2 separate regions of the Homo sapiens genome follow, and region 2 is linked to region 1. A link is a contact called in ENCODE Hi-C or POLR2A ChIA-PET data. All regions are on one chromosome and are shown on one strand. The core of a region is the stretch at or near the end of the contact, and the rest is flanking DNA. Distances in the headings are between cores, read along the strand shown. Region 1 has its middle 55 kb from the start of SGK1. Region 2 has its middle 33 kb from the start of HBS1L.

What was found. A loop is a pair of places that touch in the nucleus more often than their neighbours do. ChIA-PET counts read pairs that join two places held with the same protein, here RNA polymerase II (POLR2A). Pooled maps may share reads with other maps.
Region 2: a pooled map shows a loop between it and region 1 (3-fold over the local background). The contact joins two enhancer-like sites. A Hi-C loop is called at or near these places in 1 of 50 pooled maps. POLR2A ChIA-PET finds 5 or more read pairs at or near these places in 2 of 52 experiments (BJ and activated naive CD4-positive, alpha-beta T cell).

The regions. Positions count from the first base shown.
Region 1 is chr6:134,371,045-134,375,819 of GRCh38, forward strand. No RefSeq gene overlaps it. Among named protein-coding and RNA genes, the nearest start is that of SGK1, 55 kb to the left of the region's middle. Within about 2 kb of position 2,052, at least 18 of the 41 ENCODE cell types and tissues checked have a DNase peak (open chromatin) inside an H3K27ac peak, as active enhancers do.
Region 2 is chr6:135,085,579-135,090,353 of GRCh38, forward strand. No RefSeq gene overlaps it. Among named protein-coding and RNA genes, the nearest start is that of HBS1L, 33 kb to the left of the region's middle. RefSeq lists silencers at 653-732, 743-802 and an enhancer at 3,155-3,204. Within about 2 kb of position 1,978, at least 7 of the 41 ENCODE cell types and tissues checked have a DNase peak (open chromatin) inside an H3K27ac peak, as active enhancers do.

The DNA.
Region 1 (4,775 bases), core at 802-3,301:
CTGGATCGTTAAAAAGGCTATTTGGCTGTGATGTGGAGCTGTGAGAAGTAAGCTCTAGAGTGAGATCCTGAGAGTTCTTTAATTTCACCAGTTGTATTAGTTCCCTAGGGCTGTTTTAACAAAGTGGCTGAAAATAACAGAAACGTATTCTCTTATGGTGCTGGAAGGCTGAAAGCCTGGTATCAAGGCGTTGGGCAGGGCCATGCTTCCTCTGACGGCTCTAGAGAGGAATCCACCCTGGTCTCCTCCAACAGCTTCTGGTGGCTCCCGACAACCCTTGGCACTCCTTGGCTCATAGCTACATCACTTCAGTCTTCACCTTTGTCTTCACAGGGCCTTCCTCCCTGTACATCTGTGTACCTTGGTGTGTCCTTTCTTCTTTTTCTAAGGACGCCGGTGAAATCGGATGTAGGGCCCACCCTAATCCAAGATGACTTCATCTTAACTAATTACTTCTGCAAAAACCCGTTTTCCAAATAAGGTTACATTCTAAGGTTCCAGGTAGACATGATATTTGGGGGCACACTATTCAACTCACAACACCATTTTAGCAAGATCCCAAGAGTACCATAGTGTCAAGCACTAAGGAGTCTGAACTTTACCAGTTTAGATGCCTACGTTCAGAGAGACATTGAGCGAAGTCTTTTTAGGGCAGGGAATACCTTGACAGCCTTGGCCTTCCCTAGGTTGGACCTGCTGTGCCTGTGGTGAGCCTTTAACACCCGACTGCCATAAGCCACATTCTGAAAGGCCGTACACCCACATATACTGTCTGGGTGCCTGAAGCTCTGCCTTCCATCTCTGCCCACTGGGCTATGATTGTAGCATTCCATTTTGCTCTTACTGGGGGAAGTATTCTTGTCCCTCTCTCCTGCACCCAAATGCCCAGCTGCTGGCTGGGACTCATGAGTAGAAGGTCAGTGTAGGCTTCAAAGCTAGTATTTCCATTTTTCCCATTCTACTACATCTGCCTCCCATGGCTTACTTTTGTTTTGTTTTAGAGACAGGGTCTTGCTCTGTCACTCAGGCTGGAGTGCAGAGGCATGATCATGGCTCACTGCAGCCTCGAACTCCTGGGCTCAAGGGATCATCCCACTTCAGCCTCCTGAGTAGCTGGGACTACAGGTGTATGCCATGATGCCCAGCTCCCATGGCTTACTTTTGGAACAATGTGTTTGTCAAATTAAGTACACAGGCCTGCAAGAACTGGGAAGGAGAACTCTTATCTTACTTAGTACCTCTCGACATGTACTTTTTGCTTTAGAGACAACTAAGTAGCCATATCAGAACAAGTGTCAGTTGAAGGATACCTTTAAGATATTCATTTACAAATGCTTTTCTGAATGCTTTGTGTATGATAGTTCCGTATCTCATTATTAATTCTTTTAAGCTTTTAGTGCAGGCAAAACTAACATGTTTAACATCAGTCCTCTTATTTTTTACTATAAATAGTTGCAAGAATTAAATGAAATAATATATTTAGAAGTCTTAACACATTCCACACAGCAGTCACTAGCTATTATTACCCTTCTAACTGTACATGCTGGCAGTTATCTGGCTCAAGGAGTTTTTAGTGGGATATGATATATTTTGCCTCTCAATTTTGAGTTTTAATGCTTTTTACCATCAAAGGATTGACATATCTTCCTGGAAAAGATAAAAAAGATCTTTGAAGATTTGTTTTCTTCAAAGTTATGACAACCACAGCAACGTGCCTCAGTGTAGATACTCTGGTTGCTAAGGACCGCATAGATCAGGGTAAAAAGTGGGCTGATGGTACCTGTCATTTTCTTTTCTTTTCTTTTTGTCACTTGGAGGGAAGAAGCAGCTTGGTAGATGCTTGGGCTTGTGTCTGAGGCATCACAGCAGCATTGTGAAAAAGAATCAGTCAGCATGATGGTATCTATCTTTTTGGACTGACTTCTGGACGGATCTGCCATTCTACCGCTGTACTTTGCTCTTCAGGGAAACATGGAAGCACATTCCCATGCTAAAGAAACTTCTATGTGATCAGTTCACTATGCAGAGCACTGGGAGTTTCCCTCCTCAACAGAGATTGCAGCACACAGCCTCTGCCTTGCTCAACACCACAAGATTCTGTGTCAATAATCAAGGACAAAATAGCTCTAAAATTAAATCTTATTTCCAGCCTAGAGAATTTTTAATCTAGATTTACAGACATCATAAAAAGTAATGATTACTATGTCAAGAAAGGTAATTTTCATGAAGGAAATGACTTCTAATCCAAATGGTTTATTTGTAGGATTAATGTCATATGAACCTGTTTTATACAAAGTTGTAGGGAGACAAAAAAAAGGGAAGAAATTAATTTCGAGCCTAAATATACCAGTAAATAAATAAGTTGACAAAAATGAGCTAATTTTAACTTCAAATCACTCACCCAATTCGTCTTGTACAATAACCTCAGAAACACAAATACACCATGTCCGGCTGCATATGAAAGTGGCAAGAGCTTGTCATTTCCATTTTTAAAAGGAGAAGCAAATGTGTCTAGCTTACTCAATTTTTTCCTAACTTCAACTTTCATGTTTATATAACCATCAGGGAGACGTGCTGACTCACAGTCAGCCTCTGGGGCAGCACTTCCCTTTTCTTTAGTTCTTGAAGAAACAAGTATGGTGCTCCCAGGAGAGTGGACAAGCTAACCATGTGAGTTTTTTATACACACAAGTAATATAATCGTGTACATTTATGTTAATTGACAAAAGTCTGAACAAGATAATCCCTAAACAATAAGAATGATTTTATTTTATTTATTTAATTTTTTTGAGATGGAGTCTCACTCTGTTACCCAAGCTGGCTTGATCTTGACTCACTGCAACCTCCATCTCCCAGGTTCAAGTGATTCTCCTGCCTCTGCCTCCCGAGTAGCTGGGACTACAGGCTCACACGCCACCACACCCAGCTAATTAAGAATTATTTTAAGCAAGAATTGCTTTTTAAAATGCTAAACAAAATGATAAAGTCCACAAGTTTTTAGGTTTGTAGGTGAAGTCTTAGCTGACTTCCCACCTCCAGCAGGTTGGAAACTGTTCTTGATGCTCCCATAATACTTAGGATTTACACGATCATTGCGACACTACAGCACTTAATAGTAGCCAGGAGATAGAAGGTTCCGTGTATGGGGTACTGAGTTTGCACTGCACTTCTTCTCACTCCAGGCCACAGACCCCCGGACTCTACTTCCTTCCTTAGAGTCAGGAACTAAGAGGAAAATATTCAGCTTGGTTTTCTGGAGTGAGAAATACAGGGTTGAGACTACGTCAAGACAGTTATGTAAATAATGTAGGTGAAAAACTGAAGAAGAGATGAGGAGCCACCACAGCTTCCCAATCGATTTATTTGCTTCCAACTTTTCCAACATTGCTGCTCAGTGAGCTTTCAAAAATGCCAGTCCAATTAATTCACTTTTCTGCTTAAAACCCTTCAGTGCATCCGAGGGGACTTGAGATAAAGACCAAAGCCCTCACCTGCCCTGGAGGCCTTGAGTGACATGGTCCTCCCCTCACCTGCCTGGGGAAACCACTCTTGCTCCTGAGGGCTCCAGACTTCACCTGCAGTTGCTCTCTTAGTTCATCGAAACAGATGGGCTTCTTCCTGCCTCAGGGCCATTGCTCCTGCTGTCCTCCTGCCTGAATCATCGCAGCAGACTGCCAGCCCTTCTGCTGTCTTTGGCTGCACACTTCTTTTCTTTGGCCAGCCAAGAGATGACTGAAGTTTGAATTTGAATGCCTTAAGGCCAGTAGACTTCCTCCAGTGGGCCTTCAGTTCTAATATTTCTTGTTGTCTTACCCCTGCCAGATGCACACATTTGTGTTACCTGCCTGATCTCTTAAAGGAATTTGAGTTTGCAATCTCTGGACTAATTAATGTCTACTGATCAACCAATAAAGCACAAATGCCACCTCCTCACAAAAACTTTCACAGCCCCACAAAAAATCCTGTACTTTCCCTTCATAGCACTTGTCACAACAACAATTAAATAACTAATTGTGTTATTACATGTCTAAAGTCTATATTCCCGGCCAGCATGGACATTCCAAAAGGGCAGGGACTCTTGTCTTTTTCACCACTATGTTCTTAGTGTTTACATATAGAAGGCACTCAATGATTGAATGGATGAATGATAAAGCTAAAGTATTCCAAAGCTTAGTGACATAAATAATTCTCTAAAAGCTTTAAATGAGAATTATAGGCAAACATTTTTCTGAGATTATTTGAGCCTAGTCCTTCCAGGAGACACTGAGATCCCACAACCCTGAGGATGATATATCACGGGAAGCTCATGACAGTGATTTCGTACTACTGTGCTAGGTCTAAAGGGCAGAAGGAATGGGGAAGCCAAGAGGGCTCCAGGCTCCATGCAACTAATGAAACCATAGCAGCTCTACTTGCTAGACTTTTATCATTATTCACTTTCTTTCTTTCTTCCTTTTTTTTTTTTGAGACAGAGTTTCACTCTTGTTGCCCATGCTGGAGTGCAATGGTGCAATCTCGGCTCATCGCAAACTCTGTCTCCCGGGTTCAAGCGATTCTCCTGCCTCAGCCTCCTGAGTAGCTAGGATTACAGGCATGTGCCACCACGCCAAGCTAATTTTGTATTTTTAGTAGAGATGGGGTTTCTCCATGTTGGTCAGGCTGGTCTCAAACTCCTGACCTCAGGTGATCTGCCCACCTCAGCCTCCCAAAGTGCTGGAATTACAGGCATGAACCACCGCGCCCAGCCTGTCATTATTCACTTTCTATCTTTTATG
Region 2 (4,775 bases), core at 728-3,227, 710 kb after region 1:
TACAGTATTAGTCACAGATAGGAAACCATAATTTAGTGAAGAATAACAAAAATAAATAAATATAGATTGACAGATACATAGTTAGATTCTGAAATTTAACTTTGGCTTTACCCAACCTTGTTGAGAATGAAATCATGTATGCAGGGTGCCTTAAAGGCACTTTTTTCCTAAAAATTGTATATATTGGAAATAATTCACCAAGAAAATCCTAAGAAAGAAAAAGAGTTTATGTGATTGACTTTGGGTTATCAAAGCAAAGACTATCCAGGGTAAATAACAGGCAGAGGATAGTGATTACAGCTCATTTATTAAAATAGCAACATTGGTACATATCTGAGTCAAGCCTGGAACTCCCCCTCCCTCTCAACTAGACAAGTTAGGCTTTAAAATTACTGTAAAAATTAAGTCAAATTGCCTGTGAAGGTAAGCTCTTAGAAGAATTTTTTAGGTAGATGATCTACATAACAAGACATGCACCAACCAAATCTGCAGTCAAATATTGGGGGAAAAAAGCAACAACAGTAGGTTTGTGTTTATTGCGATGTCTGGAATATTTTAAAAATTAAGCTCCTGGCCTCAGCCTAGGGATTTCTAATCAATTCCAGGAAATGTACTGTATCTTTCCTTGAGGCCAGCAGGAAAGCCCCTTGGCAAGGGTGTCTGGAATGGCCACTTGACATCCCCAGCACACCTCTTGCCAAAGTTACCCATGGCTGCTGACAGAGAGACTGATGTGCTGCCACAGATTGACTTTAGGGATGAACAGATCAAGATCAACTAATCTGGGCAGATGCATTAAAGTGTTTCTGTGTATTTAAGCATACCATAGAAAGACAAATTCAACAGCTTTCACTTTGCTTTCATACAACGTTGTTCTCTTACGTGTTTTCTATTTTTGTTTATATACTAATTTCCTCTAGATTGACTGGGTTCTAAATTTATTATGAATTTGGTAAAGCCTCTGAACTTTGTGTTTCTATATTACACACCTTGTGTCTGTGACTACTGTTGTGGTTATACACTCGGGATTTTGAAGTCTCAACGATAATCACCATAAGTCATTTTTAGCAGCTCTGTTTAAAAGATTCCATCAGTAGAAATTCAGCACGGGTAACTTTCACTTAAACATTCCAGACCCTCAGAATCCTTTACATTTAAGTGATGTGTTAAAAACAATGGCACCTCTTTTTACTTAATTTCAGTCACATTTGGAAGAAGATAAGAAAGTTTATTCTGAACTCCATCACTCACTATTACTGAGTTTGCTTCATTGTTGAAACTAGGGAAAATTAGTCCGAGGTTTCAAAAAAGCAGCTAAACAATTTTTTTTCCAAATTCTTATCCACCATGACTAGACCATGGCAAAAAAAAAAAGAAAAAAAAAGAAAAAAGAAAGAAAAAAAAGGAAAAGAAAAACAATAAAACACAAACAAACAAAAAACCCAGAGAGACAAAAACACACTTCAGCATAGTAGAAAGAAAGCAGATATACGTAGACACAAATCCCCAAGCTCTCCACTTACTGGGTAAGTGGAGCTACTTAATATCACTACAATTCAGTTTCTTTATTTATAAAATAGAGATGACACCTCCTTCATCGCTTTGCTGAAGGATTACAGGATGATGGGTGAACTGTAATACTTGGTACATATTATACATTCAATATACATTAGGAGGACCCCTTTCTGCTCATTATGTGGACAGAGGTAAAGTACCAGGCCAGGGTATTTATGATGACTATGTGGAAAGACTTTGGCTTCTATGGGGATGACATGGTTATAGGAATCAAAACTTTGACATTAAAAACTTTCATATCCCTTTATGAAATTCAATGAAAAAGAAAGAGCTGTTGATGCTGTGGGCTAAACATGAGGACAGTAATGGTTGGATTAACACAGCTGGACCACAGAGTGCCAGATGGTGGAAGACACCCTTCCCCTTCCCCTTCCCAACCCATAAATCCTAGAACCCTGAGCCCCCTAGTGTGAGCTTTGTGCATTTGTGCTTGAGGCAGCGAGGTTCTCCCACCATAGGTCCCAGTTGGCATATCCACCAACAGCTCTCACCAAATCACACTTGTGTCCTGCCTTCCTTTCCACATCCGCCTGCACTCTCACCACCCCCAAAGAAGCACCTTTACTGTATATTACAGATATGTTTGATTTCTCTAAGCAAAATGTTCTCATATTCTACGTACAATTGCATTCAAAACCTAAGTTCCACTATCTTAGAGATGATTGTGTTGTTGTGTTTTTGTTTCCTTGAGGGAATATTACCTCTGTAAACCATATGGCAAAGGGACAAGATGGAACATGAGTCACTGTACACAAGGGAACAAACATCCAGACATGAAGGCAGCGTCACAACAACTCCAGAGGCTGGCAGTTTCTGGGCTTCAAAAGGAAAATAACTTTTTTTTTTAACTCTGCAAACCACAGCTACTTGTGTGGTTGATGTGTAGCTAAAGGCCACGGGTCTCCTATCACATGATCTCACACAGAACTGGAGTTCTTCCAGTGAGCAGGTGTTAACGGTCCCTGAAAACCAGTTTGTAAGAGATCGTAGCTGTCATCCCGGAGTGGTGTGTTTTAATAGAAAGAAACCCATGTTTCCCAGGAAATTGCTATCAAAGTTCAACAGAGATTCCAGTGCATGAGCGGAACATAATTTACCCACCATTTATCTTTAATGAGCACCTACTGTGTGTCAGGTACTAAGCACCTGCTAGCTTTGTCTATTTTAATCCTGCTGTTCCTTTAAATCTCAGGCAAACATCACTTTCTTACAAAAGCCTTCCCTTACTTCCCTGAGTCAGATCCTCCTTTTACACACTCTGGTAATATGACATCTCTGTCTTTCACGGCTCTTAACCATGGCTGAATTTTACAGTATTTATGGCATTCTTTTATTAACATTTGTCTCCTCCAGCAAGCTGTAAGCACCATGAGGGCAAGTACTGTGTCTGACTTTAGTCAGTACTATATCCACAGCACCTAGAAGGCACTCATGTATTTATCAACAAATGCAGGTCTTTATGTTGTCTGCAATCTTACATGCTCCTGAGGTAACAGTTCAGCTGACCTGATTTAGGGTCAGCTAGGATAAAATGAGTAAATATTAATTAGGAATAAAGTGCATATTTCTTTCTTTGGGAGACATAGATTACCCACACCAGTGGTGAACTGGTAAGCCAGCTCTCTTGAAATTAGTCAGTCAATCAATCAATAACCCTGACTGGTATTGTTTGCCAAATTCCTTGGTGCAAATACTCTCCCCATATCCAATTTCAGACTACCGGTATGAAGTTATTGGACCTGAGTTGGGAAGAAATGCACACAATCAGCAATCATGAGCCAATTTGAAGCAGCACTAGCATACACTGCCTCACACCCCACAGATACTCTGAACTATTGCATCACTCCCATGATTTGTCATAACTGTAGCCACAAGAGCAGCCTACGATACCTTGTGTCTTCTGGAGGCATGTAATTAGAGACCCCATGAAATAAAGTCACATACAAATGATTCACCAGGAAAAGCCAACATCACTGGGAATGGAATGTTAATTTTTTAATCTGCATAAGATTGAAATTACAGTTAAGATCCTGTTTGACGGAACATGGTTTCACATTTGAACTCTGGAGAAAAAATAACCTGGGGACATGGGTTCTCATTTTAGAATCTTATTGATAAGTGAAATGATAACATTTACTCTCTAAACCATTGTCTTGACCTGAATGGGTAGCAAAAACATCACCCTAAAAAGTCACCACAAAATGAAGACCTGAAGGCTTCAAATAGGAATTTTTTTGCCCTAGGGTGTACTCCTGAGATTCTACCATTAGGGGTGCTATTCTTTGATTTTTCTAAATCTTATCAGGACATTAAAGCCACTGTGAAAGTGAATATTCTCCATGGACAGCTGCCACTTTAATCCTTTATCAGCCAACACCTTCACTATAAGTGAGAATAAAAACCAGCAGAAATAGGCTTGGTGGGCCCCAGTGGATGGGAGCAGAGGCACTGGAAGGGGAATTGGAAATTTGCATAAACAAGTTCTGCTTCATGATATTTATTTATTTATGCCAAATCTAGCCAGTCACTTCTCTTTAGGTTTTTTGCCATGCCTGGTATTTTATTTTTAAGTCATGTATTTGTTCTAATATTTATTGGACAATTACAACTGCTGATAAAATCCAAAGGGGCTGGGGATTTAGATATAAAAGATGATTAGCTTTTCTCACAACTTTCATGCAAACATAACTAAAAATTAACACTATTGATTTTTGCTAAATAAAAGTACCAAAAACCTGTTATCTACATGACTTGTTTGCTTAAAAGCATTTGCCTTGGGAGGCAATTACTTTTGCACCAACCTAAAAACATCCACCAAAGCGTTTGGGGCTTCCCAGAGCCTCCATGTTAGCAAATCTTGGGCTAACATGAAGAGGATGTGATGTTGTTGGATATGGCCAATACCATATGAAGCTAAGTCTAGCTGAGTGTTAGCCTGGGGGATACTGCCAGGAACAAATGAGGCCCAGCTCCCAGTAATGGGATATGTGTCTCCTGGATGCACTCTGAGGATTAAATTCCGTGCGCTGACACACACTAAAGCCTCTAGCAAAGTCTTCATTTAATTAACTACAAACTTAGATATATGAAACAAAACCTCTGTAAAAAATCTTAAGGTCGAGAACATACTATATAATAGGCACAAGACTGAAGCAGTGTGGGGCAGATGTGATGATAGAGTCTTTGATGTTGATAGAAAA